Regions from separate parts of the Mus musculus genome. Here regions 2, 3, 4, 5, 6 and 7 are each linked to region 1. Evidence: chromatin loops called from intact Hi-C (ENCODE). Cell type or tissue: left cerebral cortex. All regions are shown on one strand. Links, peaks and the distances in the headings refer to the core of each region. The heading gives the core; the rest is flanking DNA.

Evidence for each region. Peaks named below come from ENCODE experiments on the same cell type or tissue, not always from the same donor. Only the 100,000 strongest peaks of a DNase experiment are listed, where the experiment ranks them.
Region 2: it touches region 1 in a loop (4-fold over the local background); 8 of 42 quality-filtered maps call a loop at or near these places.
Region 3: a loop joins it to region 1, with 4 times the contacts of the local background. A loop is called at or near these places in 5 of 42 quality-filtered maps.
Region 4: it touches region 1 in a loop (5-fold over the local background); 3 of 42 quality-filtered maps call a loop at or near these places.
Region 5: it touches region 1 in a loop (3.0-fold over the local background); 9 of 42 quality-filtered maps call a loop at or near these places.
Region 6: it touches region 1 in a loop (4-fold over the local background); 8 of 42 quality-filtered maps call a loop at or near these places.
Region 7: a loop joins it to region 1, with 5 times the contacts of the local background. A loop is called at or near these places in 9 of 42 quality-filtered maps.

Annotation. Positions count from the first base shown.
Region 1 is chr2:17,729,433-17,733,977 of GRCm38, reverse strand. It overlaps a transcript of Nebl not described here. Among named protein-coding and RNA genes, the nearest start is that of Mir6419, 170 kb to the right of the region's middle. In left cerebral cortex, for the core only: CTCF peaks have their summits at 2,233 (motif pointing right) and 3,501; DNase peaks (open chromatin) are centred at 2,873, 3,127, 3,492, 3,942 and 1 more place; H3K4me3 peaks cover 2,094 bases; H3K27ac peaks cover 2,070 bases.
Region 2 is chr2:17,834,304-17,838,848 of GRCm38, reverse strand. No RefSeq gene overlaps it. Among named protein-coding and RNA genes, the nearest start is that of H2al2a, 160 kb to the left of the region's middle. In left cerebral cortex, for the core only: no CTCF peak of the experiment used is centred there; no DNase peak of the experiment used is centred there.
Region 3 is chr2:17,424,509-17,429,053 of GRCm38, reverse strand. It overlaps Nebl (nebulette), which reads left to right. Exons shown (of 26, transcript NM_001362722.1): 9 at 4,420-4,533. Among named protein-coding and RNA genes, the nearest start is that of Nebl, 36 kb to the left of the region's middle. In left cerebral cortex, for the core only: a CTCF peak has its summit at 2,413; a DNase peak (open chromatin) is centred at 2,477.
Region 4 is chr2:17,666,747-17,671,291 of GRCm38, reverse strand. It overlaps a transcript of Nebl not described here. Among named protein-coding and RNA genes, the nearest start is that of Mir6419, 110 kb to the right of the region's middle. In left cerebral cortex, for the core only: no CTCF peak of the experiment used is centred there; DNase peaks (open chromatin) are centred at 1,063 and 2,015; H3K4me3 peaks cover 443 bases; H3K27ac peaks cover 590 bases.
Region 5 is chr2:17,656,445-17,660,989 of GRCm38, reverse strand. It overlaps a transcript of Nebl not described here. Among named protein-coding and RNA genes, the nearest start is that of Mir6419, 95 kb to the right of the region's middle. In left cerebral cortex, for the core only: no CTCF peak of the experiment used is centred there; DNase peaks (open chromatin) are centred at 2,320, 2,333 and 2,578; H3K4me3 peaks cover 257 bases.
Region 6 is chr2:17,839,450-17,843,994 of GRCm38, reverse strand. No RefSeq gene overlaps it. Among named protein-coding and RNA genes, the nearest start is that of H2al2a, 160 kb to the left of the region's middle. In left cerebral cortex, for the core only: a CTCF peak has its summit at 1,820; DNase peaks (open chromatin) are centred at 1,817 and 2,693.
Region 7 is chr2:17,642,481-17,647,025 of GRCm38, reverse strand. It overlaps a transcript of Nebl not described here. Among named protein-coding and RNA genes, the nearest start is that of Mir6419, 81 kb to the right of the region's middle. In left cerebral cortex, for the core only: CTCF peaks have their summits at 2,232 (motif pointing left) and 2,941; DNase peaks (open chromatin) are centred at 2,213 and 2,920.

The sequences.
Region 1 (4,545 bases), core at 154-4,153:
ACCCAGAAGGGCAGGAACAAGAGGTTGACATTCATCCTAACTTTCTGTCTTCTCCTTCCAAAGGGGCAAAGGTTTCCGGGGGGACTCACTTCACCACTGAGGCACAGTATTCATAGATGCCTTGGGGTGTAGGAACTTGGGACTTATTTTGGTGAGTCTTGTCATTCAGCAAGAGATTTTTTTTTTTCATTAGCTGAAGTTTGCTGCTATGTCATGGCATGTTGGTGCAGGACACTGACATGCCAGTAAAAAGAGAATAATATATAAAACAGGAATTAGGGTTATCGTTTTTGGGCTCCTCACATTAGGTGTTCTGTTCTTGGGAGTAGGACAATCCACCACAGTTATGTCTAAGCCACTGCTTGTCAAAGCTTTGGTAATATTAATTACTTTTTAAATTTTTTGAATTTTATGTTCAATTTATATAGTTTAAATAATCATTTTCTATAACACATTTTCTATAAATAGACTCTAAGGGAAAAATGAGCAGATCTGAGAATTTTATCTAAAGAAATAATCTGACTTCTAAGTACAGAACCTTTTTTTAAATATAAAGATGACTAATAATGGTACATTATTATTGCTATTATTACTACTGTATTATTATTATTATTATTATTATTATTATTATTTTACCTCTGTGGCCATGCCAGCTGAAAGAACTAAATGTGTTTGTACTGGGATATAGTCCCACAAGGCAGAATTTCTTGACTGGTCAAGTAAAAAAGACATGAGGACAGAGGTCTTTTTGGTGGAATAATTAAATCATTTTATCTGCTTGAAGGAACAAGGCTGGGCCAGAGGACAGGTTCCAGCCAAAGCACCAAGACCTTGATTTTGGAAATAAATATGTCCTTTTAGAGACAGATGGTATTAGAGTTCTCTTAATATGGTATCAAGAAACTTAGAAACTGGCTTGATACAGAAAACAAAGAATCGGAGGAACAGAATTGGCCAGGAAACAGTGCCAGGAGTCATTGTTTCCCCTTCGAAGAGTAACACTCCACAGTTAATTTCAGTTTTAAGGTGTGCGCTTGTTTCATGCATGCGTTCAGTCAACAGTTAATTACTACTTGCTGTGTGTCAATCACTGTGATGGGTGGCTGATTTGTAAGAAAATATACAATTTATAGGGAAACCAACTATCACTTTACACATGAATTCTGTGCTTAGCAGTTAAGTAAGAGTAAAGTATTTAGACTACATTTTATGACTACACTTCCAAAAATTGTAAATGATTAAAAGGAAGTGGTAAAGATTGCCTCCCTCAGGAGATTTCACACATACCGCTTTTTGCCAATAGTCACCTTTGATGTGATTTTAAGGATTCATGCTTCTCTCAGATAGCAAATTATCCTTTTATTTGCTTTGAAGGTGGAGTTGTGGACATAGAGGTGAGTGGTTCAGAGCCACTGGATTTGGTGACTATGTTTGAAGAAGTTACCTCTTTGAAAAGCCAAACAGCCCAGCATTATTCTGTGCCTTCATGGCACAGCCTGCCTGAGAGGCCTGGCAACGAACAGTTGTCTCCGGAAGAACTGCAGCTATGGTTTTTCTTGAACTGACAGAAATGTTTGTCACAGAAGTTGCTAAGTGGCATGACTTAATCCTCTTGCTAGAAAAGGAATGTGTTTGTTACAACCAATTTATGATAATCCTAGCCGATTTGATTAGCTTACAGAGAGGCCAGGGAGGTTGAAGCGCTTACTTACCGCAGACTCACTTAACCCTCCCTCCAGAAGGGTCAGAGCTGTTTCGTAACTCCGTTGTCAGCCCCATTCTGAAGATGAAAAGATTGAGTAAAAGAGAGGCTAAGCATTGGCAGAAGGTCACAAAACCAGTAAGTGGCAGGGTGGCAGGGTCAGGCACAAAATACAGTTAACATGGTTCCATTTGTTTGCCTTTCATAAACGAAACCAATAACCCCGATGTTATTATTAAAACGGAGAACCTTGCTGGTTTGTCCCAGTCCATCCTACCCTTTGCTTGATTTTCTGGCTCTTCTGGTTTGGATGATGGGTTTGTAATTGCTTCTCCTGGTGCAAGAGAACTTTTCGCAGATCTTTGTGGTACTTAATTGCAAAAGAATATTCTGAATACACCCACTTAAAGCGAACACCGACTGTATTAACCAAGAGAGATTTGATTCTGGCCTGCAATGACCAGTAGCTCTCCAGCGATGGGTATAAAAAGTGCGGCGACTAGGGGGCACCAAGAAAGCTTCCTTATCCAGGAATTCAGGCAGGCACGCTACTCATTTTCTCTGCCGGGTAGTGGTGGAAGCTAGGTGGCCCAAAGGGGTGTATGGGGGACTTGAGTCTATCGGTTTCTGTGAACCTCCCAGTTCCAGGTCAAGCGTCTTTTGTTCAAGGCACAGAAAGGCTCTTCGCAATCTTGACCAGTGTGCTGTGCGCTACCATGCAGAGCTGGACCCTTGAGACGTAGGAGGAGCTTAGGCACATCCTTGGCCGACCTCTGGGTGTCAGGGACATCACCCTGGAGTGAGAGGAGGGGAGAGAGGAAGGGGCCTGGAAGTGTGCGGGTTTGAGCTTTTCCCGAGCTCCCGTCACCCCAGTTCTGACCTCCTCCGCCTGGCTCCCTTTGTCGCTGACGCCCACCTGGGAGCCCCGGACTGCTGTGGCCGTGGGTGTCGGCTCCCCAGGCCTCATGGGTGGCTGCGTGTGGAGTTCTCCGGGTCCCTAGTCTTCCCTCCCCCCCGCGCCGTCCTCTGTCCCTTGGTGCCAGACAGGCTGGTTTTCTGCCCTTTGGGTAGGCGCGCGCTGGTGGGTTTGGCCTGCGCGGCGACGGCGGCGGCGGCGGCGGCGGCGGGGGAGCGAGTGAGCGAGCGCAAGGGGCGGGCGCGAGTGCTTGTGAGTCACCGGTACCTGGAGCGCTAGCGACGCAGAGCCAGCGGCGCACAGCCCAAGCCGGAGCCTAGTGCCAGCGTCGCCGAGCGCGGCCTGCCCCCTTGCACCTCTCCAGGCCAGTTTGACAGCGCCTGAAGCCCTTCTCCCTGCCCCGAGGTGGCGCGGGGCTCTTCGGGGGATGTCACAGCGGCTCCTCGGAGCCCCTAGTTCCCGCTGCAGCAACAGCCACCGCCCGCGGGAACCGCGACAATGAATCCCCAGTGCGCCCGCTGCGGAAAAGTGGTGTATCCCACAGAGAAAGTCAACTGTCTAGATAAGGTGAGCAAGGGGGCGCCTGGCCAGCCCGGACCTGTCGGGCTCCCGCTGCACCTGTTCCAAGAAGTTTTGGCACCTGGGTTGGAAAGATGAGTGGGTTGGTATGTTTCGTGGGTCTTGTCACAGGGAGAGGATGCTCGAAGGAAGATCCCAGCCGTTGTGTCTGAGATCTCCACGATTAGATGATAAGGGTTTTGGAACTGGGAAATGTTTTTTTCCTGGGTGTAGGGTGCGCGACATCCACACAGCTTCCTTGAAGGACGCATGGCAGCCCAGGCACCGAGGAGCCAGGATGGGAACCTAATAGCTAGGCTGAGCCACCCAGGGACCAGGCTGAGAACACAGGAGCTAGGCTGAGCACCCAGCAGCAGCCGGCTGAGTCACCCAGAAGCCAGGCTGGGAACGGGGTGTGTGTGTGTGTGTGTGTGGGGTGCAGTTTGACAAGCCGCGCCCCCTCCCCCGTCCAGTCTGTCCCTCCCTCCCCACTGCACGGACCTTGCTTGACACCTTCACCCAGTCCCCAGAAGTTCTGGAAACAGAGGCTTCAGGAAAAGGAGCATAGCAATTAATATGTTGAAGGGTGGCCGCTGCCGCAGTGCTAAGAATAAAACCTCTAGGAGAGACCCAGTCCGGTGTAGCTAGCTGACCCACCGGCGGGCTCAGGGTACCCTGTTCCACCAGGGTAAATTCCAGAGGAAGTGGCTTTAGCTGGGTCGCTGCATCTTTGCCCTTCCTGGGTGTGGATAGAGTTGAACAGCCTGGGAGACAGAGCCACAGTGATCCCGGGTGACTGACAATTGAAACCAGCCGTAGGCGGTCTCAGTGAAATTTGCGTTTGGTTTTACAAATGCCACTGTAGAGTAAGCCTTCATCCCAGACAGGGACGACATTCAGCAATTTAGAGGAAGCTGTGGGGATGAGGACTAGGGTACTTAAATAGTTCACCCCTGCTACTGGAGTTGTCTGACTTCCGGTGGACACACGTGTGTGTAAATCCTACAAACAACATTTGGAAAGAGAACTCTTTATTTAAAGCCACACCACCAGCTCCATTTTTCCATTAACTGAGCTCAAGGTTCCTTTTTGGCTGTGATATTCATAGATCCTTGACATTTCTTCCATTGTGAGTCTATAGTGGCGGGATTAATTTAAAACTCAACTTTAATAGCCATCTGATTTCTTTACTGAATCAAAAATAGATAAACTAGTGCTACTACCTACAGTCATTCCTGGTAGTATTATCAAATGGACTGTCTTCTCTGCCCGGTCTGTCCAGAACTGGTATTGCAATGAAATATTAAGTATTTGTTTTTGTTTTTCTTTCCTTCTCAGTATTGGCATAAAGGATGTTTCCACTGCGAGG
Region 2 (4,545 bases), core at 346-4,345, 100 kb before region 1:
TGTGTCAAAGGTGATACACCCCTTTATTTCAAAGGTAAGACACCCAGGGTGGAAACAATTCCATCATGGTCCTCAGCATCCTTTTTTGAAGGCTAGAATTGAAGTTGGAGTCCAAAGAAAGTCGCTTTGTTTTCAGAGAATTTGGATGTTTCATGTCGGTGACATTAATCAGAGAAGCCCGGAGCTCTGTGGATTCCTGCCGCTTTGACATCTCAGATGTGTACAGACCAGAGTTAGCCACTACTTCCCCAGGGTGTGTTTAGTCTAATAGGTATAAACCAGGACCTGCAAGATGATTAGTGATGAGAGAGAAAAAAACTCTCCCCATAAGCAGAATCGCAGAGAGGAATCCGATAAGGGGATCAGCAGATCAAAGCGATCATTGCAATTGACTATCCCTCTGTACCAACTTGAATGGCATGCTTCCTGCCCACAGCAGCCTCCCCCGCTGCCCTGAGATTTGAAGCGTACGATATCTGTTGATGTTTTGCACATGTTGCTTGTTTGTTGTTTGTTGCTTGCTGCTCCTGGAAGCATGATGGAAAACAAAGAAAAGTGCTCTGGGCTAATGGAGGTACTGCCTTGTGTGTGGCCGAGACTTTAGTGAGGGCACACGGAAGGGCAGCGTTCTTCTCTTTCAGAGACGCCAGGTACGAAGCAGGAACTGACTGGAGGTGCAGAGGCAGAAGGCTTAACTTTCAGAAGAATGCCTGAATGTTCTGCTTGTCTGGTTACATTATGGATTTTAACAGAATCCTTGAAAAGGGAAAACAGAGGAACATAACGATCCAGTGCCTACGGCTTCTTGGCTGCAGATACGCCAAATATGCTAACAAATGAACACAGACATCAAGGGCAGTCTGTGACACAGCATCGCTCTGCAGACCTATTTCAAAGGCAGGCAAAATTAAAAAGGGGGAAATTGTCTAAATTAAAAGTAAATGCTTTTGGCTGCAAACAAGCCAGTCAAACACTTAATAATGCAGTGAAGGAGCCCAGGAGATTGACTGGACTCAGTAGGTCCTGTCGGTGAGGCTGGCACACTACAGACCCTGGGAACCCTCCAGAACCTTCCGGGCCTTTGGGAAGTGGCTCTGAAGCTGATCAGGGTTGGATGGCTGACTCCTAGCTGGCACTGTCCTGTCTAGGCTTGGGAGGCTGCAGAAGTCTGGACTGGATTCTTGGATGACGTTATTCAGTATTAGCATTCCCTGTGGGCCTTGGTCTCCGAGGGCTGCTTCTGTTTCAATGCAACTTAAACAAGTCAGCTAAGCAATCAGGGAGCAAAACTGACTTCCTTCCTAGGAAACCCCAGAAGTAAGGCTAGGCAGGGCTGGCTGGACCTCGTGAGGTTATGAAAGCTGGGCGTGCTTTCTCTCTCCCTCCTTGGCCTTCCGTGGTCTGTCATTTATTGTAAGATTAGCTCTGCTCTTGGTTTTAAGGGGTATGACTATTGCCTTTAGGGTGGCATACATTCCTAGCCATGCTCAAAGACAATGAGCAAAGGCATGTCCCTCCCCAAACACCAAACCAAAGTTATAAATCTCTAACTCCAGTGTAGGCTCCTGCTCCCACCCTTGAGACGTACTCTTAAAATCAATGTGGCAAAGGAAAAAAAAAACAAAGCAAAATAAAACAAAAACCAACCAACCAACCAACCAACCAACCAACCAACCAACCAACATTGGTTAGCCATCAAGTACTTCCTGCCTTAGACTTTTCATTGCCATCACAAAATAACTGAACAAAAAGAATGCAAGAGACCAAAGCATTATTTGGGACCACAGTTTCAGAGGATCAGTTCATCATGGCAGCTGGAAGTGAGGGAGGGAGGGAGAGACAGATTATATCCCCTGTTTTTTCCCTTTCCTGTTTTATCGGAGGGGCCCTAGCATGATGGGATGCGGCTGCTCACAATCACTCTGTTTTCCCTCCTAATCTAATGTTCTTTGGACATGCCCTCCCAAGCTCACCCAGCGATGTTCCACCATAGCAAACAGTGAGACAGCACAGCTTATACTTCGAATACAAGGCTCAGGAGGCCCTTGTACTCAATCCAGCTGTGCTTTGGCTTAGCTTTCACAACACAACTCTGGTTGTCTTCGCTTACCCATTTCTATCTCCTTCTCTCAGATTTGGCATCTCTACCCAACTCTTTTGGGCTTTTCTCTATTCCCAACAGAGACAGCTGATTCTCATATCTGGCCTTTGGACATAACGTTCCTGCTCTAATTCCCATTTGTGCCTCTCATGAGTTACACCAGTGTCCATGAGTACCAATCTCTTGGACTTGCAGTGTGGCCTAAAATGGCCTGGCCTGGAGTTCTAGGGGGAGTCACCATCACTGTCACGTTGGTGGTTGGAAGTAGGGCAACAGACTTTGGTAGATTGTCCTATGATGAGTGTCTGGATAGAGACCTCCACTATGGCACTGTGCTGTTATACCACAGCATACTGTGTGAGCTAAGGAGATTGTACACCATCAGAATGCTGACCTCTAGCCGGCCACAGAGTGAGTCATTGCTTGTTCAGAATAAGTAGCCCTGCCACGTTGTTTAAGTTGCAGACTCCGAAGAAGTAAGGTCCAGCCATGGGACTGGGCAGTCAGGAATATGTGTGTGGAGTCCTTCATGGGGTTCCTGTTGTATGTAGCTACAGGGGATCCCAGATCCCCTGCTTCACATGTGTTGGAAAACTTTGTCTATTTGGTCTGCACATCCTAGAAGTTATGTCTAAACCAGCCCTGGCTAACAGAACATACAGGCTCTATGGATGAAAGATTCCATTATTCTTTTGAAAATTTATACACAAGAAAGTCCAGTTGGCTTAGAAACCTGTCCATATTATCAGAAGACACATAAATATTACATTTATCAATAATGGCAATGGATATTTAATGGAGTCTTTAAATATTTCACTGCTATGCATTCTAGATAGACATAAAATGATTTCAAAGAGCTGAGCAAAAAATCCTTACTGCATGATTGTAAAGATCTGAGTTTTATTCCTAGCAACCATGCAAAAGCTGTCTGTGGCAGTGTGCATCTTTGATTCCATTGATGGGGAAGAAGAGACAGGTGGATCCCTGGGGATTGCTGGTTGGCCACCCCAGCTATATCGGTGAGCTCTGGGTTTAGTGAGAAACTTTGTGTGTAACGTGGAAAGTAACTGAGGAAAATATCCAGTGTTGACCTCTGACCTCCACATATACACATAATGTGTCTTAGTTAGGGTTTTACAGATGTGAACAGATACCATGACCAAGGCAACTCTTTTAAGGACAACATTTAGCTGGGGGCTGGTTTATAGGTTCAAAATTCAGACCATTATCATCAAGGTGGGAACGTGGCAGCATCCAGGCAGGCATGGTGCAGGAGGAGCTGAGAGTTCTACATCTTTATTTGAAGGCTGCTAGCAGAATACTAGACAGCTAGGATGAGGGTCTTAAAGCCCACACCCACAGTGACATACCTACTCCAACAGGGCCACACCTACTCCAACAGGGCACATCTTCTAATAGTGTCACTTACTGGGCAGAGCATATAAAAACTATCACATGATGGATACACATGTATAAATGTACCCACAAACACATGCACCCCCAAACAACTTGCTTTATTGACACATACTCATATAATCATTCTTCATTTAAAATTCATGAGAGTTTTTTATTTAAAAAATATCTCATTTTTGGAATTTCAAGAAACTTTTTTTTAAAAGTCAACATTTTGAAGGCAGATGTGATGGTAGATGATTATAACCCCTGCACTTGGGAGACTGAGGCAGAAGTAGTACAATGTCAAGTTTACCCCAAGTTACATAGCCATATCCCATCTCAAAAGAGAATAAAAACATTGACATTTTTGCTATTGAGGCTGAAATTTTTGCCATTATTGGCATAATTTGATATAAAGAGGTTGTGTTTAGCCAGGCGTGGTGGCGCACGCCTTTAATCCCAGCACTTGGGAGGTAGAGGCAGGCAGATTTCTGAGTTCGAGGCCAGCCTGGTCTACAAAGTGAGTTCCAGGACAGCCAGAGCTATACAGAGAAACCCTGCCTCGAAAAACAAAACAAAACACCAAAAAAAAAAAAAAAAAAAAAAAAAACCAAACAAACAAAAAAAGAGGTTGTGTTTTTAAAATTAAGCTCAACGTTCATTTAAAAAAAAATCACAATGGCTTTATTTGGTAAGATTAAAGAATTTAAATTTATTAATATTGTGTGTGTGTGTGCACAGCAGATTCATCTTGCCACAGCATAGGTGGAGATCAGAGATCAGCTTAGTGAAGTGAGGCTCTCCTTCCACTGTTAGCAGCAAGCACCTCGGCTATCTTGCTGGTCTGTGATTCAAATTTAAAAAAAACTCTCAGTAAAAATTACAATGTCCCAAAATAAGTCACCATAATATTACATAGATTGTCTGTGTATCTGCCTACCTACCCACCTATTTCTCTCTCTCTCTCTCTCTCTCTCTCCATATCCATCTATCCATTATTTATTCACTGATCTGTTTAATCCATCATTGTGTTTCTGCTTGTCCTTCTG
Region 3 (4,545 bases), core at 231-4,230, 310 kb after region 1:
TTAAGATCTACATTTACATGCATGTGCATGACCATGCATGTACATGTGTACATGTGCATGTGTGTGCCTGTGCATGTGCACGAGTGCATGTGAGTGCAGGTGCCAGAGGAGGCCAGACCTGTAAGTAGAGTTCGAGGTGTTTGTAAGTCATCTAACATAGTTGCTGGAAACCAAACTCTAGTCCTTGGCATGAGCAGGACTCACTCTTAAACTGAACCATTTCTCCAAGCCCAACTTTCTTTTTGAAAATTGGGAAGATACATACTATTATGTTATAGTTGTTTAAAAATTAATAAAGTAAAATTTCATGTGCCAAGACAGGAATATTAGTTTCTGTGCAACTCAAATGTAAGTGGATTGTCAAAACCATTAACTTAAAAGTTCTAAATGAGGATAATTGGTTGCTATGTTCTTATATCAGCTGAATTTAATATTTGGAATTTGTCGGCAGGGTGAAAGGATTAAATCCTTGGTCTAGTTTTATACAACAGTGAAACGTTATAGTATAATAATTAATGTTTATTGCAAAATAATATTTGTTGTATTGATAAGAATGAGCTTAAAACTTAAGAGATCCAATATGGATTGCTGGAAAATGTAGTAATAAATAGTGTCCTTGAGCTGAAGAAGGTATTAATTGGCTTGGAGAGGCTCCCGTTCTCCCTTCCTGGCAAGCACACATTCTGCCAATCTTCTGACACTGCCAAGCATAAGCTTAAATGTCATATCCCAAGTTGCCAATGTGAATGGATCTCTCTGTTCATTTCTGGATAATTCGTGATGTGGTACGTGTGAGTGTGTGTGTGTGTGTGTGTATGTGTGTGTGCGTGTGTGTGTGTGTGTGTCTGTGTGTGTGTTAAAAATTGACTTGAGTGACTTAGATCAGGGCTTTTAGGGTCATAAAATAAAATAAAATAGGCTGTTGATGAATATGTGGATGGCTTTAACAAAATTTCTTTGGATTCTTAACATTTGATACAAAGGCAGGATGATATTATCTTGTAAAGAAAATAAGGACACGTAAATCTCTGGGTTTACCCCCAGACCGAAAATAAAAAGGAAAACAAAATGAGTGAGGAAAGAAGGTAGGAAGGTAGGAAGAGAGGGATGGAGGGAAAGAGAAAAGAGAAGGGCACAGGTGGCATTCTATGTGAAATTCAACCTAAATTCTGATTGTTTCTTTGGCAAGTTTTATATAAAACTGTAATATATGTGTGTGTGTGTGTGTGTGTATATATATATATATGTGTGTGTGTGTGTGTGTGTGTGTGTATCACCTGTAGTTCAGTTTTAGCAAAGATTGGAAAGAATGGATATTTTTAGATACTTGGTATGTTGTTTTCAGTGATAATTAAGGTCCACTCCTCAAACTTTCCATGTTCCCCTAACCTTTGATTCAGCTATGCTGAAGAAATGATTCTCTCTCCTTGCTGACTTTGCGGAGCCTAAGCATAAGTGTTACTGCAGGGAGCCAGGCACTGAGTGCTGAAAACTCATGTGTCCCATGTCCTGGTTGCATTGCTCTGTTTAGAGGCATTTAGAGAATTAGTTTAAATTCTGTCTTCATAGTTGAGCAGACACAGTGGGGACTCCCTAAAGTCTAGTTATGGTCAAAATTCTTTAGAAAATAGTTAGGAGTTTGATTTTACATAATTGTTCTATTTATTTATTAGAAAGTGATGGGTGTCAGAGCTCTATGTGTACCATTCATAATGTAAATGAAGTCACTTTATGACTTACTTATAGAACTTCATTTACTTCTAAAACAATGGACCTAGGTAAAAGGAGTCACATTTTATCTCAATATTAACACTTCTCTCTCCCTTTCCCCGATGGTCTTAAAACTGGCAGGTATATGCTTTGTTCCATGCTTGGATAAGCAAAGACATCCAAGGCTTCACAGGGATGTCTTGGGAGATGTGAGTGTGAATAGGGAAGCAGACAGTGAACTGTGGATTGAAAACGGAGCAGAATGTTGAACATGTCTGTTGCGTTAGTGAGGGAGACAGCCGGAAGGTGAGAGACTTGACCCATACCAGCCATATTTGATTCTCTTTATTCATGTATGTGCAATACTTAGAGAAGGCATGAGGCAAGATCATATCAGTGTTTGGTTAATGTATTTTTGTATAATTATTTAATGTAAGTTAATTTTCGATAGAAACTCTTATGTTTGGTTTCCTGCACATCTTTTTACACCACATCACTCAGACAACCAAAGATTAGAAGGAAACTAAGCTTACAGCACTTTTTCTCATTTTTACATTCAATATAATTATCTGAATCTTATGGGCAGGAGATTGATAATTATTCCTCAGAAATATGTATGTTCTTAGAAGAGAAAACCTCCAGTTTTAGTTCTCACGCCAGCCTACACACTGTCTTTACATCTGGTGCAATTGTGCTGACAGCCTCTAGTCTACACACACAGTAGGAAGTGGGCTGTGGTGGTTCTGGTTAATTCTCAACTTGACAGGGTCTAGAATCACGTGTGAGATGAGTCTCTGGGCATGCCTGTGTGAGAATTTTCGGTTATGTTACTTGATGTTGGAGAGACCCATCATGATTGTGGCTTAAGACCAGTCTCTGAGCAGAGGTTCTAGGACTGTATAAAATGGAGAAAGCCAATCAAGCTACAGGCTTTATTCTTTGCTCTCTGCTGGTGTCCCTTGGATGATACCTGAGTAGCTGTCTCTAGTGCTGCCTCTGTGGACTGTAACTTGAAACTGTGAGCCAAAATAAATTCCTTCTCCACTTCCTTGCTTTGGTTGCTGGTGTAGTTCATCTTAGTAACAGAGAACACTCAGACAGGTTCTCTGGGGGCAGAAGTTGAAGAACCTTTCTTTCTTATGGAACTGAGACACACATTGGCTGAGGTGAGAGGATAGGGTTTGACATTTGGTGCCAATCAGCACAGTACAGCCTGTCTGTTGGTTAGAGTTTCACAGCTCCGGCCCAAGAACAGTCCCTGTAAAGTGACTGAGCACAAGGAGGTTTGGCTTGGACAGGGGAAAGTGGACGTGGACGTGGACATAGATATGAATGTGTGAACATGGCTGAATAGGAAAGATCCCTAAGTGAGGCTGATGAAAGTAGTGAAGAAAATCTAAACATTTCCTATGTCTGCGCTCATCTCTGATCTCAGAATGCAAAATAATAATTGAGAAAAATCATCTTCCCATTATAGTAATTCTTTATTATTTAAAATGAATGTGTCTGGCAGCATGAATATCAGGACATTATTTTCAAGTTGAACACACAGAAGATAGTTCTTCTGTGCTGTTTTCCCACCAAAACTTCACTAGCTTGCTCTCAAGACACCTGGCAAGTACCCCTGAAGAAGACCATCAGTCGCACCAAGCAGGACCATGACAACGGCCATTTCAAATTCTGTTTAATAAGGAACTCAGCAAGGCAGAGCCTTAAGGCATGTGGATAAATGAGCTTTATTAGAATATTTATTATAACAAAATAAAAATATTTTTTACAATATTTTAAAATACTGTAAGATTGTAGAGGTAGCTCGAGAGACCAAAATGGTTTCACTTTGCTTTTGAGATATGTACATCCATCTTTGTCAGTACGCATCAAGGCGTGAGATGCAAGTAGCTGGGATGTTAATCATGTATCTGCTCGGGGAGAGAATTTGTCTACATTCCAGTCTATAACATGTGTCTATATGTTTTTTTAACTATGAAGGAAAAACTCTAAGTTGACAGTATTTTCATTTTTTTCCTTATATATAAAGAAGAAAAGATTTAGACTGAATATTAAACATACTTCTTCTCTTGGATAAATTGAGAAGTTAAAGCAAGACAAAAATCAAAATCAAAAACCAAACCAAACCAAAACAAAAAACCCTAAAAATTCCAGGAAGCAGATGTAGAACATTGTAGAAAATATATTTTCTAAAAATTAGATTATAAGCAATAGAGATATGGATGTTGCCAAAAACACGGTTTTAAAAGGGAATCTTTGAACAAATTATATGTGGATATCTGTATTTGGGATAATTCCCCCAGGAAAACCCATTCAATTTTTGGTTCCAAGGACACATTTCGTAAGTGAGTCAGACCTTAAGAAGTGTGTGCTCTCAGTTTGAACTGATCCTGGGTTACAGGGATACAGAAATGGAAACTGACCTGTAAATTTTTTTTATATTATAAATGCATAATTCTCATGAGTGGAGAATTTGAGCTCATGCCTAATGACATTCATGACCAATATTCAAGCAGCTTATTAAAAATTTCTAAATGCCTCATTAAGCTTTATGGAAGGGGATGAATATCAGGAATTTAAATTCTGCAATGATTCATTTGAAAGGTAGCTTTTACTTGATCTCTTTTTAAAAAACCCAATTTCTTGCTTTTCCACTAAAATATGTGATTTCATTTAGTTTGTCCTTTTTCTTTATGATAGGTTAAATATAAAGAAAAATTTGATAATGAAATGAAGGAAAAAAGCCACCATTACAACCCTCTGGGAAGTGCGTTTTTTAGGCAACACCAGTTCGCTGCTGTCCTGGCCAGTGATGTAAGTTATAAT
Region 4 (4,545 bases), core at 339-4,338, 63 kb after region 1:
GTCTGCTCTGTTGCTCTCCATGGTGGATCCCGATGAAAAGAGACAGTCCATGGTTTTAAGGCGTTTTATTGTCATGGTGGAAAGTGGACAAGTGAAACCATACCCCACTTCTCAGGGAGGACTTGAGGTCAAATACCTTTTGCAGGGAGGAGTGTCTGGGAAGGAAAGCTTAATTGGCTAAGCCCTTCAGGCCTTTAGGTACCTCATTAAAATGGAGATCTGTCTTGAGGCTATGTGATCTGTGGTTAAGTCCGTTACCTGTTGAGGGGCTTGGGGTGTTGCCCTGAAGGGACTGAAGGACACAGATCTATGGAGGGCTGTGGCCTAGTGTCAGGAGTCTATGTCCAGGAGCATGGCAAAACACTACCCTATCATCCCTTTATTACTCTCTTCAGAAAGTGACAGAGAAGCTGTCTTCAGGTCTATAAATGGGGATGATGCTTTAATGTCCTGGGAAATAGCTTCTTTGGCTGTTATCATCACCTTTGAGAACTGCAGAGGGTTCCTGGTGAGGCAAGCCCATGGCAATGGAACCTTCAAATGGTACCCAAAGAGGAAGGTCATGGGGAATTTGTTAACCTTTCATTGATGGTGACTAAATCATTGCTCATTAATATGCTGTTGGAAACTCCATCTCTTATGATTTTTCTGAAGCAGCTGATCTGTATTTTCACAGAGAAGAAACTGAGGTATGTAAGGATATGCAATAAAGCAGCTCTGTCCTTATAGGAAATCAGTGGCAAAAATCAGTCCTGGAAACCCAAGGTAAGGACTTATGCATTGTTCCTTTGCCCATTGGGTGATATTTAATTTGGTGAAAAACCAGAAAAAGATCTAAAGGAGAAGAAAGACAACTTCAGGAGTCTTCTCTCCAAGCCCTATATTAAGAGAATCTACATTCCTTCGTCAGTGCATGGAGCTTGGGCCCCCCCAGAGTTCACAGGGAAGCTGGATGCCTTGTCCTTAAGAGCCAGGCATCTTGCTCTTTATCTTTTACATGGGATGCTAAACGGTTGCTTAGCAACATGGATTCTTCCAGCTCTGAACAACTGCAGCAGCGGCTGAGCTGACAATGGGGCAGAGTTAGAGAGAGATCCTCATTTTTAAAAGCTTCTTTGCTGGGCTGCGGGGAAAGAAAGAAGGAAAAGCAAGTCAGGCGAAAGAAACATCAGAGGTACCGTGCAGAAAGGCAGGCGGATGGCAGAGCGGTCTGGAGCCATGTCGTCCACGCTTCCCTTGCATGACTAATAAATGCTTCTGGGGCAAATTCAAAGGGCGTAATCACCACCACCTAGGATAATGAGGGAAAGTCAGAGCCCATCCATTGACTGAGATAGCTGGGCATGCTGGAAAGGGAAGTATTGAATAAATAGGTATTGAAACACATTTGTTCCCTGTGTGTTTGGGAGGGGGAGGGGTTGTTGTTTTTTATTTCATTTGCTTGATTTTGTTTTGTTTCTAGCCCAGGCTATTGGGATGTTGGTCCTTACCCCACATCCTTTTTGTTCTGGTGCTGAGGCCTGAACCCAACCTTTTGTGTTCATCAGTTGATTACTAAGCTAAGTTCACAGTTCCTGTTGGTATGCTTTGAAGGGAAATTGGATAGAAGGATACTTTAAAAAAATATTTTAAAAACTCTCTTACTGATAACATAAAAATGTGTTAAAAAAACTTTTTTGGCGGAGGGGTTTCTGGTATTTATAATAAAGGTATTCAAGAAGGGGCCAGGTTCACTTCTTTGTTGGATTTGCTGGTGAGTGGTTGGGAACCTCAGGGACCATTTCAACGTCACTGTCCAGTGACCTGATCCATCTTGCTAAGAGAAAAGATGGAGGCCATGTGCTGAGTGCTTGTAATCTATTTTCAGGGAGGGAGGCCACTGTCTTTCCTCTCTCAGGCAGGCCCAGCCTTTTGCAGAGCAGTTTTCTAAAATGAATCAGATGAGTTTTTCAGAGCAAAAGGAAGTCAGAGGATGAAATAAATAAAAGCAGAGAGGAAATTGAAAGGGGTAGCTGTGGGGGAACATATGCTTTCAGACGATACTCTAAAATAGACAGAGAGTGGATGAGACAGAGATACTGAAAACTGACTCCAGATGGCAGGAATAGCGATGGCAGACTGGTGTGAAGGGACAGAACAGGCTGGCACTTGGTGGGGTGGGAGTGGAGTGGGGGGTGGGGTGGGACAGGGACCTGAAGGATAAGAGGAAAGGCAGGGAGAGAGGCAGCCTGTGGATGTGAGGGCTAAGGGTCAAAGATCACTCAATTCCTTACCCTTGCTTTATAGTTCAGTAATTTGTTCAGTGTGCTCTTGTCACGTGATTGGTCCCTTTTATGATGCATGTATGGAATTGGCAGAATTGTGCCACTTTGATGAAGCAATTGGCCTGGGAAAGCCAAATCCTCAAATCACCAGTGGATGAGAGGAAGGGATGGGTTTGGAGGAAGCAGCCCAAGGGGATTCTATCAAATATTATTTGCATATACATTTAATTTTGGTGGTAGGATACTTGTGCTTTTCTGTAACAGTCTTGAAGAGCTAGGTGACTTGAGTTTGTCTCCATGGATGGATTGGGAAGAAAGGAATTACTGTAAGGGGGAATGGAGAGATGGGAAATTATTTCAGTGCTAGCATTCTGTCCAGAGAGCTTCTTCTTACTAAGTCTTAATGGTAGGAAAGTTCTTCCACCATCCTGTGTAGGAACCAAGGGCAGTTGTCTTGTATAGTCATTAGGTGCCAGTGGGTTTCCTGATTAAATCTGGTTCTTTCAGTAAACATTTATTGACCGCCTGCTCTGTGCCTGAGAATCCTAAGCTAGAATGAGGGAAAAGCCACAGCTCTGGGTTTGTATTGTCTGTGAACAAATGGAAAGATTTCCTTTTCTCTATATCCTGAATGTGTGTGAGGACACTCATGTGAGTATGTGCTAGTATAGCAGCTGTGGCTTGCTCTTCTAACCTGCGAGGAACCTACAGAGTTATAAACCCACAGCCACCACTCCCCCCCCCCCCCCCAGTTTTCAACTGACCTTTTTCCCCCCTTGCTGATTTCTGCTTTTTGCAACAACAGTCTACATTTATATAATTGTCATTACAATGTAAGTATTTAGGTGTGTAGCTACCAGGATTACTGAAGAATCTGATATTCAAAAGATATCACAGATGTTCATTTTGTGTAGAGCTCTCAATTAGCACTTGACACTTGTCTAGACCCGTGAGCCAAGGGGAAAATGTGGTTACAGGTGAATGTATTTACTAAAGTGCCATTAATCTCATGGAGATATGCCTAGTAACAGCCATAAAAAGTCCAGTGTCTTCCTTCATTGAGTGGCCCCTGTCCTGTTTCAGGGAAACGCCAATAAATCTCAGGTGTTGGGAATGCAACACCTGCTTTTGGGCAGCTACCATTCCAGTTTCATCAGGGACTCACTCAGCCTTAGCCTTTCTGATCCCATTTCTTTTTAACTTTCTCATGTGTTCTTGTTGCTTGAGCTCATTTGTAAATCTTTGTTTGGGAATGATGTAACCAGTGCAGTTCAGCAGAGCCCAGAGCCTGACCGTCGTATATAATCATTTAAGCAATGTAGAAACCAGGGCCAGCCTCTTGCTATTGGAAACAGAAGGCACATGATTGTCACTTGGTCTGTTTCATTCACTGCATTGTGAGAATGCGATGAGTAATTACTGTCAAATTTATTTGGGAGCAAATAAGTTAGGGTGAAAATTGCCAAAGTGGAGGAATCTTAGGAAAAATGTCTGTTAAGTATATTTTAATGAACATAAGCTGAGAAATACTCTTTTGTTTTAAAGGGATAGCTTGCATATTGTTGCCATTGAGTGTCTTTAGTCTGAGAAGGACTAAGGATCCACCCAGAGCTTGATGGCCAAGTGAAGGGGCAGAGCAGACAAGGAAAGACAGGTTAATGTGAGGGAAGCACCCATCTGTTAAATGGGTGTTCTCACCTCCAGGTCACTTTATAAGTTTTCTAAGTGTTCAGTGTCTTAGAACTTCTAATACCTTCCTCATTTTTATTCAGATTCCATACTTGACTAAGGTTTTCACCCTTTAATAGATTGATGTGTGTGTGTGTGTGTGTGTGTGTGTGTGTGAGAGAGAGAGAGAGAGAGAGAGAGAGAGAGAGAGAGAGAGAGAGATAGCACAGGTATTTCACAATGACAGGGTATCATTTATGAGTCTTTCCTTCCATCTTGTTTTGAGGCAGAGACCTTGTATCTGATGCTGTGCTTAGTTATCCATCTTAGCTGGTTTACATGCCTCCCAGTGACTGGGGGTAGGCTGAGGGAGGGATGCACCCCACAGAAGTCACCTTTTTTTTTAAAACTGTTAATTGTTTTTTTGTGAGTTTCACATCATGTACCCCAGTCCCATTCATCTCTCTATTTCCTATCTGCTCTGTGCCCATGCAACCTCCACTCCGCAAATAACCAACAAATAAACAAATAAACAAAACAAAACATAGAAAACATTTCATAGTAGAAGCTGTAATATGTCAAAGTATGCCCCTCTGTCCACACATCTTCACTT
Region 5 (4,545 bases), core at 388-4,387, 73 kb after region 1:
TGTTACAGCTGTAGAACATGTGTTGTGGCTTCCATAGTCAAGGTCTACATGGGCAGCAGTAGCTGATAACAGCATCACTTCTGCCTAACATGTCTTCTGTGAGTAACTCAATTAAGAATGGAGAATAGAACTCATCAAATTTTCAGATTTCATGGAGTTTCTGATAGTGTAAAATATGAAAGGATTGATATTGACCTTAACAAATTAGAAGAATGACATGCCATCAGATGAAATTTGTTATGGATGAAAATATCATTAGCAAATACTAGATGTGAAAAGACTTGAATTCTTAGTCACAGTTCAAGAATGAGAGAGGAATCTCAGCTGGCGAGATGGCGATCAGCGACTGAATTTGGGAAGTCTTTCAGAGAAGTTGAAGGTACCTGTTAGTTAACTGGATGAAGAAGTGAAAAGTTTTGTTTGGGTTAACACTGCAGGCTGCATGCTAGCCTTATACTTTATTCAGTCCAACAGAAAAAATATAAATAGGTAAGATCCTTTATATTTTGTGTCTGTGTTTTCATTTATGTTGCATAAATGTTGCAGGTATATTAAAACCACTACATGTTTGTATTCTCATAAGAAAGGTTAAAACTGAGCCACTGTAAGGGACCACGCCCTTCAGTAGCAATAGACGTACATGCGTGGACTTATTTTTATGTTTTAATTTAATTTAATAACTTTTTAAAAAGAACTTGAGACTGTACCTAGGGCCTCAGGAATGTTAAGCACTCCCACTACCGCTGAGCTGCATCCTAGCCCACATATATAGATATTTAAAGGCTTCTTAGCCAGTTGTAAAGTACCAACTTGTTTCCTTGTATCCAGCCAGCACTATGCTAGGTAACTCAGCAGAGAAATGATAGCAGCTGAATCCAGGGTGTGAGAGGGGAGGACATACATGGCTAAGCTTGAGAGAGTTAGAAGATGGAACTGGTTTTGGGGTGTAGAAGAGAGGAAGGAAGCAAGTCTATGCTTCGATTTTTAGTTGGGATGAACGTGGCATATAGTGTTGGGGCACTGGAGTAGAAAACACACACACACACACACACACACACACACACACACACAAAACCACTACATACTCAAACACACACACACCCCTATACATGCACAAACACAGATACTTCTTTTGAGACGAAAGAGGGACAGGATTGATTTTTTTATCGTGTGGCATCTGAGGAGATGTGCAGCCATTCGCCTGTGGGCACTTGTGTCCCCATTATATGTGGATTTGCTTCTCATGGTTTTAGCTACCTTTAATCCGCAAAGGTCTGAAACTACTAGGTGGAAAAGTCCAGAAATAAATAATTCTTAGGATTTTAGATTGCAGTGCTTCCAGGTAAATAAGAGCTTTCCCTGTCCTGTATGAGCCTGCTTAGGCTGAAAATCATCCCCCTGTCTAGCCTATCTCCACAGTATATGCTCCCTACACAGGTGTCATTTAGTGGCTTGTCATCTATCAGGCCAGCTGCCGTCATGTGCTAGCGCTTGTGTTCAAGTGACCTTTGTTATCCCTAGTAATGTCCTAAACCACAGTGTGACACGGAGAATTTTATTATGATATACTGTTACAATTGTTGTGTAAACTTTTACTGTCCTCAGTATGTAAATTAAACACCATCATAGTTGTGTTAGCTATAGGAAAAATAGTGAATATAGGATTTTCACGATCTGAAGTTTCAGACACACACTGGGGTCATGGAATGTATCCCCCACAGATAAGACGGGACTCTTGTTTATTTAAGAGTGTGGTAAAACTGAGGTTCAATCACAAATAGAAATTAAGTGATCCTTAGTGAGTACAACAACATGCTATATGTCTGCCCCAGCGACATTACTCTTTTAGCTTGTGGCCATTATTAAATAACAGGAAGATCACTCAGCCTTCTAAGTCCTACAAGCTGGCCTTTGGCCCCTGTAGCTTTGTCTAAAACAAGCCAGGGAGGGAGGTAAGCACTAAAATGAGAAGAAATGGTAAGAGTGACTAATTTGTTTCACTATAAAATCCCATTCTGATAGCTTAGAGAAAGATACAAAGAAAGAAAAGGTCATGAATTTATGCTTTTCAAAAATAGAAATGCACTTTTATTTGCAGTAAAGACCCACGTTTGGGTAGATGCTTGGGGTGATAAGCACTATTTTGTAAGCAAATCACTGTGAAGCCTGTAACTCCTGAGCAGCTTAAGTACAGTATGGCTTGGCTGAAAAAGAAATTCCATTTCCCAGTGTATGCAGGGAATCTGCAGAGGATAGCTCTAGCCAGGTTCAATTTGTACTGTGGTTGGGGCATCTGGAACGTGGACCGTGGAACTGGCTGGAAACAGGAATTTGAGAGGTCTCAGTGTTGTAAGACAGTGTGCATGCTTTTCATATCGGCCGTGCTATAAAAGATGACGTGCAATCATTTTTTAAACTCGAAAGAAGGCACAAAGCAACAACAGGTTAATTTTAACTCTCAGAGCCATAAAATTAGGTTTTAGAAAAACTCATTCATGCCCATTCTGGTTCAGCTCTGAGTGGGAACTTTTTTTATCCTGGGGAGCATTTGATGTGTATCTGGTGGGGGAGGAGGAGGGGGTAGAGGAGGAGGAGGAAGTGCTCCTCCCTCTGAGCAGTGGAGCATCGGAGGGAGCAGCTGACTTTGCCTCACTTCTGTGCAAACTTCCATTCACCAAAGCAGTGCTGATCTGCTTGGCTCCATCCGGGATCTTTTATTTAAACTCAAATTCTCCTTTTGTCGGTAAGCAGGACTCAGTCTTTTTTTGGCTCTTCAGTCTTCCTTACGGTGGTTCCCCATATCCATCTGAAATTGCCTTGTTGCTGCCTCTGCTCACAGTTATAACACCATCTAGCCCTTCCCTGATTCCAGTCCCCTGATGGGCTGCACTTCCACAGCTGTAGGAGTATGAGGCTTCCACTCTAAGCTGGCGATGAGTTCAGTGCTCTCTTTGAGCTCCAGGTCTGCTCTCCAGCGATGCTTTCCATGGGCAACTCAGACTCAGATGCCTGGGCCTGACCTCAAAGTCACCTGTAGACCCCGTCCTTCTGCCTCCTGATGGTTGGCACCATCAGAGGCTGCTGAAACAGAATGCCCAATGCCATCTTTTCTTGTTTCTTTCTTCAGCTCCACATAACTGAGCTTGCTCAGAGTGACCCCTCAGCATCTCCGATGTCTCACTTCTTCCCCCACGTCCAGCACTACACTGGCTCAGGCATCATCTTCCCCAATGAGGATAGCCTGCAATGATCGCGTCACAAGTGCTTCATGTGCTGCATCATTCACATACATCTTGAGCTCAGAGATCGCTTCTTGCATGGAGCCTTCCTTTTCCCTAAACGAGCCTCAGTGATTAGGTCCATTGGCTCATTGACAAAGGCCTGGCATGCTTTATCTCACTCACATCCATTGGTGATGAAATACTGGGGTAAGAGTCTGAGGCACAATTCGTGATGGAAGAGAGTACTACTATTATTCTTTGTGGATGACCCATAACTGTACCCTGCCTTTTATAGGAATTGTAGTAGACTACATCATGATTTCGCATATATTTCAGTGTTGTTCTCTACAGAGAAAGTACACCTTCCTGCATAGCTACTCCGACAGTGTCCATGAGACTTGCCTTGGTGACGCAAGAACCCATAGTACTGACATAGGAAATCAAGTCCCAAAGTACGAACTTTTCCCCATATATTGGTGAACATAAACTCTTCTAGGTATATTTCTATTTGAGTGAGAAAGGCCTCTTGTCAGAGAACATCTGAGGTGATTTCTTTTCACAGCATAACTGAACCCATCTTGATGGATACATAATTTGTACAGAGAGTACTTTAGTGCTGTCTTTTGTTTTGCAAATATTAGATTAGTACAAAATTGAGTCACTTATTTCAGAGTGTACCAAGAACCACTTAATTCAATTTGAACTTCTAGTTTCTGACTTTCATAACCAGGAGAGTCGTTTTAGTTTAGCGATGGAATATGATAAATCCTATTTAAAGCACTTAAGTTTTATAAAATCTCAATCATGTGGAGGCCAGGGTTTCACACCAAAGGACTCATGAAGCCATTTCCAAGACCTCAAAAGGTGGAATTAGTTATCAGTGGAATTCCAAATACTGAAGTCTCATCATGCCATTACTCTGTGGGCACCAGTCCAGAGACTGGTGTGTTTTAGTCGCCCATGTTGAACACTCTTAGTTATCAAACCCCTTTGTGCTTAGCAGATTAAAGACTGTCAGTTAGGATAGGGTGCTTGTGTGCTCTATCAGAGGCAGTTTTACTAACAAATGGGGAAAATAAAGCAAGCCTGAAAACAGAGGAGAGGCAGAAACTTAAGAAGTGGGTTCAAGAATTCATGACATCTTGCCACAGGGAGGACACTTGGATTTCTGGCACACAGTTCTAGGTGTATTCATACCAGGTGACCTCAGCGAGTTTATAAAGTGACAACTTACTTAGTTGATTGAGGAAAAGATTAATTATGAAGGTACCCCAACAGGAACGGCTTATCTTATTACAAAGATTTTCATAAATAGAAAAAAAAA
Region 6 (4,545 bases), core at 236-4,235, 110 kb before region 1:
TACTAAGCGTTGATAATGTCTGATCAACACCTGATGAACAAGGCAGAACTCAGGGAACTCATATAATGTACCCAGGGTTGCACCAACAAAAAGAGGCTGAGCATCCACCAGGCACGACTGTGTGACTGTCATGAGAGGAACTTGAAGTACAGCCAGTCCAGAGTAAGACCTTTGGGCATCCTTAGACATCCCTTCCAAGGAAACTCAAATGTTGGGCACACTGGCCTGGTGCTGCCAGGAGCAGGTAGGACCTGCACCCTGACTCTAATGACATAGCATCAATTGGGCTAAACACAGCACATAAGAATCTTGGTCCGCCTAATAACAAAGATAGAGTTTGGATTTTGCAGAAGGCTCTAGAACCTTCCAAACACATCATGTTTTGGAAGGTTTGGTGGTGGAGGACCAGTGAGGCTTAATGAAAGAGCGTTGGGGACCTGAAGACAGGACAGCTAGTCAAGCATGAGGTGTCAGGTCCATCAAACCTCACTGGTTACCCAGAATGCAACAGGGCTCTGTCTTTTGGGGTTTCAAATACCTACCTGCAAATTTTGAGGACACAAATTCATCTTGTTTGTGTTTGGGACATGTTCTAGAGAAACTAATGAGCAGGTTCCACAGCATCTGTGAAGATGTGGAAGAGGATGTCCCTTAGAACTGATCCTTGACTGGAGAAGGTGGGTGTCACTCACGCACTGAGCTCCTCACTGAGTGGGCCTGTTGAGAGAAGCTGCCGAGTATGAGGCATGGGTCCTGTGGTAGGATGCTTTTATGCTTGTCACTACAAAGAGATCACCAAGGTGGGAGGGCCAAGTACGGAAAGGTTAGCTGAGGTTCTACACCCACGAAAGTCCAGGAAGAGCTTGGAGAATCTATCTGCAACTGACTCGTCCACACAGAAGCATAGTTTCCAAAATAAGCAAGAGAGACACCCTCCCCTTCCCCAGGATTTATTTATTTTATATCTATGATGTTTGTCTGCATATATATACTTTGTTTGTGTCTGGTGCCAATGGAGGCCAGAAGAGGGTGTCCTATCCCCTGCCAGTGGAGTTACAGATGGCTGTGACCCATCACTTAGTGCTTGGAATTGAATCAGCATCATGAGCAAGAGCAGCAAATGGTCTTAACACTACATGGACAGTATTAATTGGTTTCAAACTATGGTTTTTAAAACTAAGCCATGGGCAACAGAGAGAGAGAGAAAGAGAGAGAGAGAGAGAGAAAGAAAGAGAGCACTCAGGGGTTAAGAATGTGCACTGCTCTTGTAGAGGCCCTGAGTTTGGTTCTCAACATCCTGGCTCCAGAGAGATCTGATCTTACTCCTCTAGCCTCACATACATATAGTCACACAAAGAGGTATGGATGTACTCTTTCTAGCCCAAAGCATGGTTTCCCATAACAGCTACACTCATTTATAATTTCTCCCAAAGTAAATAAATGTTATGCAGACTTACACATTCTGCATACTTTTAGGAGCATACTCTCTTTCTTTATATATCCAGCCCCTGCCAAGTTGAAACCAAGAACCCATGGATCAAGTTGGAAGTCTAAAGGGTAAGAAAAAGTTGAAAGCCTGGATCTCAGGTAGCTCATGACCTTTTGGGGTGAAATAAAATTTGTACACAGAATAATTAGGAATGTCTAGGAAAGTTCAATTAGTGGGTAAGGTTTATCTATATGAACTGTAATAATTTGGAAACCTGAGGCTCACTTCAGTATGGTTAACGGAATTTATTTCGATGGCTTACAGATTCCTTAGGAAATTAGCATTTCCCATGGAAGGCTGACAACAAACTTGGATGGGGGCTGCAGTATCGCTGGTGTCCACCAGATGATGCCACTATTCAGTGGAATTCTAGATGGTTTGACTTTGGGGAGGATGGTATAATTGTTGTAAATTTGAGATAATGCCTTGAAAAACACTTTAATTATTTCAGACAACAATTTTCTTACTGTAATTTTGCACAGAGTTCATGCCTATTAGCTATGGAGAATTGGAGAACAAAGAAAGACTCAAATTTGTCTTAAGTAAATTCTCTTCGTTGATTCATTTCCAAAGCCAAGTCTCCCTCTCCTTGTAGTGTTTGCTCTGTGCAAGTCAGACTGGAAATTAATAGAAGATGGCACAGATCTATACCTGGAGACCAAAGCTGGAAGAGAAGACCGCTACCTTAGAGGTAAACTTTTTACTCTATTAGACATTTACTCTCACTAAAATATGCAAATATATTCTCTTCAGTGAGTCTTGATAAACAACAGATTTAGCCCAGCGGAAAAAGCTAGTGTGGACAGCTTGGTGCAATTATATGCAGCATTAATGAGCTGTGGGTTCTTACCTCAAGTGTTGATATTAGTAATCTTTGATAATAAAGGAACATCTAACCTTTGAAGTAAAATGTTCTGGTGTGGCTGGGTATTTCCAACCATAAGCATTTATTATTTTGTTTGACAAATTGGCCTGCTTTGGAATATTAAACACCCACTCTTTAGAGGATAAGGAAGATGAAAGCAACTCCATTCATTGTGCTCCCAAGAATCTCAGAGCTCTTGCAAGGTTTTATCCTGAAGATCTCATCTCCGTGAAACTCAGGAGATGGCTGTCACAGGCATTCTTGTTTCTTGTTCTCATCTCAGGGAGGTAGGCCTGTTGGCTTCAGTCCAGCCCTGCCTGAGACAGCAGTTGGAGTTGTCTGTCTTACTGTGTGCCTCCACACAGCTGTGCCCTCTCAGAGGCGCCAAACTGACATTCTACTAGAAATGCCTTCAGGAGAGGCCTGTCCAGAGGGAGATGGGACAAGTCACAAACACCCTTATTTCTGTTGCTCCCAGGAAGAATTGCTTTTTTTGCATTCTCATGAGACATTCAGATCTCACAGTGACCAAAATAGACTTTTAATGCTATTACGGTTATCGTTATTATTGTTACTATTACCATATTGAGTGGCAGAGTCACCTTATTGCCCAAGCTGACCTTGAACTCCAGGGCTGATGTAATTTTCTTGCTTTAATCTCCTGAGTAGATGTGGCAAGATATTATTATTATTGTCATTGTCACTATTGTTTCAGTGTTAAGGACTGAACTCAGGCACATTACATGCTAGCCAAGTGTCCTACCACTGAACTATGTTTAAGATCTAAAATTGATCAGATATGGTAACTAAAATCCACCGAGTAGTTATAGTCTACACACCATGTAAACTATCATAAACTTGGATATAGCGTCTTAAGTCTTAATTTTTCTGAGCACATTACAAGTTGTACACTACCTCCAGATCTGTCCCATACTTTTGTTGACATCATCCTGATTTTGTAGTTATCATTCTCTTCTGAGTGGTCACAAGCTGTGAGAGGGGTGCATTTTAAATACTAAAGCTGAATTGTGGTTGGCACTAGGCCATCCTCTGCTACATACGCAGCTAGAGCCATGAGTCCCACCATGTGTTTTCTTTGATTGGGCCATTTTCATTCAAATGACCACAGATCCCAACTCACGTGCTTACAGCTTTGACCTGATACTCTTATCTTCCAAAAGTCAGGTTCTGAGTGTTTCAGAAGTAGGAAATGTTTGCGTACATGTAGGGAAATAGCTTGAGACTGATACTTGACATTAAGCCTAAGACTCATGTTTCATATATACTTTATGCACATAATCCAGATGCAAATTAATACAGTATTTTTAAATAAGTTTGAGCTTGAAACAAGGTTTGTGTTGAATGAAGACTTGTCATATCTCACGGGCATTGAACCTGTTTCACATTGTGGAGCACTGTGGGTTTTTGCATGAGTGGTGCTCAGCTTTGGATAAAGCCTAGAACTCAGTGTTCCTCTCTGTTTGGCGCTGTTATGGCCACCCTTGGGCTTGTTACTGTGACTTTGAGCACCCCAGACACAGAACTCCATCTGTGCACACAGTAGATAGAGTAGAGCAAAGTAGAAGACTCACGTGCTTCCTTCAGGACCCCGAGGACTGACTTCTCCTTTTCAGAGAACCTTTCTGGCCCCCTGACTCTGACTAGCCTATCCTGTGTTAGTTATTACATATATAGAAACTCCCAACTGGGTAATTATCTACAACTGTGCTGTTTGGAGTGTCTACACGGTGCATTTAAAGAGTGCCTTGTAATCATGGGTGTCCTGGAAAACCAGTGCTCCCGCCAGCCAATTATCACAGAATCACGGGTCTGGAAGGGATGACAGATGTTATTAAATCCAGCTCTGTCCCCAACCCAAGCCTCAGGGTAGAACCCTAAATTTATCCAGTGTGCTCTGACACAGTCTAATTTTATCTGGAAAATGAAGCATTTCTTGGAGGGAGGGTTTGGGAGTATGACCTTGAATCTGATCACTTCCTGAGAGTAAACCCTCCCACTGCCCGACTGCCCATTCTTTGAGTGAGTCAAAGCCCCAGTTTGTCTCTTTCCTTTGTTTCACCCAGAGTTTCCAGCCTTGGCACCGAAGGATGGGGGTAGGGACTTTTGTAGATGGAACACACTTCCCAGGCCCTGTGGACAGCAGGCCTCGGGCCAACTGAGTCTGGAGCTA
Region 7 (4,545 bases), core at 217-4,216, 87 kb after region 1:
GGTCATTGTAGATACTGAAGTTGCTGTTGCTCAAATGGGTTTGACACCACCTCCTCCTGGGCCTGCTTTTAAACTCTCTGCTTTAAGGTAGTCCAGAAGCTCATCATGGCTTCTCCCAGCTGCCGAGATGCCAGAGTTGCCCAGATCTTCTTGGGAGCATTTTCTTTGTAAGCCTTTATTCATTTACCTGCTTGTCTTCTCTTGTCTATCTGCTTGCAGGACCCTAGGGAGAGAGACCAACTCCAGATTGTCCTGCACCACTGTTACTTGACTAATTCAGTGAATGAATCTTGTCTTTGAAGCAAGCAGTTTCCTCCAGCCCATGTGGTAGCTTTACTCCCAACTGACGCAGCAGTTCCCCTAACTGAAATCCAACCCCCCAGATATGAATATTTATCAACAGATAGGAAAGTAAAAAAATGTATGTCTCAGGCATTGAATGCAATGTCAAAAGAGGAATTTGTGGAGTTTTTGGCAATCTCAAGACCATAGAATATGTAAATAATATGGGATGGAGAGATGGTTCAGTGGTTAAGAGTACTTACTGCTCTGCCAGAGGACCTGAGATTTATCCCCAGGACCATTTGTAACTTTAGCTCCAGGGGATCCATCTGTTGTAGAAATATTTATTCCTGACCTGGTGTTTCTACCCCACCCATGTCTCTTCTGTCCAGCTATTGGCTGTCTGCATCTTCACTTACCAATCAGAAATAATTTGGCGGCAAGGTCGCATTGTGTCTCTGTGTTGACTCTCTTTGGAGCAACCAGTCTTGAGGAACCAGTATTAGCATTAGAATATAAGCAGCATCAGGCCAACAACCCACTAGAACCTACACTTCTGGCCTCCTCAGTACCTGTATTCACACACACACACACACACACACACACACACACACTAACCCAAAGTGTCTGTGTAAGGAAATGATGACATTCTTTTGTTTTATATGTAAGGCATATATGTGTCAATATAAATAGAACTCATGTATATATGTGAGCTGTGCTGTGTTTCTTTAAAACTTTGGTATTCATTTCAATCAACCATTTTTTAAAAAAGACACCATAAACTAAACGCTTATAGTAAGTTCACAGCTGTCTTCAATATCCTCCCTGTGTCTTTTATTTCACTGGTGATAATTAATGTTTGGAGTTTGTTCAGACATCACAGAACACTGATTTTCGTACTGAGGAATCTCAGTACATGCCATTCCTTGCAAGAATGAAAAATTGTTGATATACTCATGGTCATTGCTCAAGTCCTCTGTAATATTCCCTTTTTATAGAGAGAAGCAGTAATCAATATTGAATGAAAGTAGAGCTATCTCAGGAGGCACAAGGGACCAAACAGTGATGTGCATCAGTGTGGTTTGCTTCCTCTGAATTCTTATATAGCTGAAATCCTTTAAAAGAGATGATGTTGACCATTTTGAAGGAGGAGAATCAAAGTGAACACATGATGTAATATGAAACCAGTAGGTGGGTTTTATGGGGCAGATGTAGAGTGGGTTAGGTGAACATAAGAGCCACACACCCTCATGACAGGCGGGCTGCCCTGTTCTTTTCTATTGCTGTTCAGCAGTGTTGGGCCTCTGGATGCATTTTCATTGGGAGCCTGTTAAATATTGGCTGTGACAAGGTGGTGTGCTGTTGGGGACTTGGATAAGAGTCCTGGGTCCAGAAATTCTGGGGCCTGCTTTTAAGGAAGTACTTAACCCCCAAGACCCTTAGTTTCTTTTCCTTAGCTTCAAAATAGGACTTTCCCCACAGATATGTTGGAAGATTTATCAAATAAAATCTGTGCATTGAATTTTCTGTTGTATTAAAAACATTATCAACATATAGGTACTTCTAAAAATCCCATTTCCTTCCCCAGTCCCTTCCCCATTGTTACCACTGCCAGAGCAGCACCCAAGGTACTTTACCAGAGTGCCACACATCATTGGAGGCTCTGACTAGAGTCCATGGTTCCATGGAAGCAAGCTGAGGGGCACTGAGAGAAAACAAGGAGGTGTTCTGAAAGGAGGAGGCATGGGGAGAGGAGGGTCTTCCCAGGTGGTTTCCATTCAGATCTGGAGGTCATGGAGATACAGGTGTTTGTTATCTCTCTAAGGCTTCCAGGGCTTAATGAAGTTTCTTATGGGGCAAGAGCCACATATGCTTGTTAAGGTTGCCTATTGACATATTGGCAGCAGGAAGCAAACTGGAATCAACAGTGCCACCACGTGGCCCGAGGCAGAAGCAAGCTGAACTAGCCTCAGCCTTCAGCTTTGTCCAAGGACCCATCTCCTTATCTCTTTCCCTCTAAAAACAAGAGCAAGTGTATTTGCCTTGGATGCATGTATAGAGAATGATCTGGAACATGAAACTTCTGGATGCAAGGTGTAGGTGCATGATAATTTCAGCATCCAAAACCTTTGAAGTCCTACCCAAGTGATTATGTCATGGGAATGGAGGACTTTGACATGTGTGTACAGGTCATTCATAGAAACAGAAGGAAGGAAGTTGTGTGCATTGGAAACTGAGAAGGTTTTCCAGGTGTATTAGCCTGGGTAAGAGTTCAGGATGATAAGTTCTGTAGACACTGCTGACTCATATTGAGAGTATGAAGGACTCTAGGGAAGAAAACCACTCGTTTACTCTAACTTCTCCTATTTCCATTATTTGTTTCTCTTACAAAACTGTTCATTACAACTCCTATAATAATATTAAAGCAATAGTGGTTGGTTGCTATTAACCATACTATAAGTAACAGGAAGTAATAAAACATTTTAGGATATGCCAGATCCCATTCCATCCTTGTATTTTTGTGCTTTTGCCACCGGGTTTATTTGCGGACTGAATCTGGGCACAAAGAGTGAATAAATGTAGAGTTTTGACTGTTGTGCTTTCCTTCCAGTAGAATGTATTCTCTTTATGTACCTACTGCCTCGCTGCCCCCCAAAGCTCGTTTTCGGAATAGCACTGAGGGATAGTGCTTACTGCTGCCTTCACTCTGCATCATTGTTGGGCTTGGCCTATCGGTCCAGCTTTTCAAATGGCTGAAGCTTTTACTTGAGCTCATTAATGATGCTGAGAGCCCATAGCCAGGACCGTTGAGACATCTGTTGAGTCTGTTTTCCCTCTCAATTTTAGATCTAACAATCTTAATGTAGAGGGAGGAGACTTTCTCCGCCACACAGGTACATGGTAGAGGGACCAGTGTTAGAGGATTTCTGAATGAGGCATAGAGTGAGAGAAAGTATGAAATCAAAACGACACAGAATTAAAATTGTAAAAGTGATAGAAGGCTAAATTAAATAGACAAACCACAAAAGACTAATATGGTTTTAAGTATATGTATATACACGCATGCATGCATGCATGCATACATACATTCACATAGTTTTACTTCTTGGTGCCAAAAGTAACTTAAAACTTACTGTGCTTTGGAGAAGTTTTGGGGATGAGTGAGAGCAGAGCCCTTTCCCCTGCCCCCCTTGCCTTTTATTTTATAAAGAAAAGTGGTATTTACCCCCTCCAGTATTGTTCAGGGGCAATATAAATGTCAACCACTGGCCTTAATATCAGATATTATAATGTAGATAATTTTAAAATCTGTGTTGGCTACTTTTTATACCTATCATGTTTATTATGAAAAATAGAGATAGTATACGACTACTTTGCTCACTTAGAATGGGTTCTATGTGCTACTAACTAAACCCAATGGCTGTGCGCTCACCACCACCGCGGAGTGCCAGAATGCTGACCATCCACTTCTTAACCACAAATGTTACACAAATGTTTAGATAATCAGCATTTATTTATTGCACACTGACTCCTTATTCCCCTGACCATGACCACCACAGTGTCTATGAATTTGACCTCTCTAGGTGCTTCACATGCATAAATAAAATGGTACTTCTCCCATTGCGATTGGCTTATTTCACTGTGTATAACGTTCTCAACATGCTGACGTGTTTTTGAGTGTTGAACTTCCTCTCTTTCTAAAGGTGCCACTCAGCCTTGCGTACACACCACATTTTGCTTCTCCATTTGTTCTGCTGTAGTCAGCTCGCCTGCTCTGACATTGTGGCTGCTGTTGATGAATGGAGTGTGACTGTGAGTGTACATCTGATTTTCTACTTTGCTTTTTGGCAGGACAGATCCAGACATGGAGTTCTGGGTTATATAGAACACCCACACATACCAATGTCCCCACATTTCCACTAACACCATTAAAAAAATACCGGCCATGAAGTAGTACGGTGCATCTTGATTTGCATCTTTCTGATGATCAGTGATTTGGACCCCCCTTTTTTTTTAGTTTATTGGTCAGTTGCTTATCCTCTTTGGAAAAATGTTTGTTCAAAGTCTTTACCCACTTATAAACTGGCATGTTTGCTATTCTGTTATTGAACTGTGGGAGCTCTTTGCATTCTGGATATTAATCTCTTATCAAATGTGTGATTTTCAAATGTTTTATGAGGGTATCAGAGTGTTGGCAGGTTGGTGATGGAGAAAGGTGATACTGTAGTTTGAAAAATCCTGTGGTTTCTGGCAGCTTCCCTG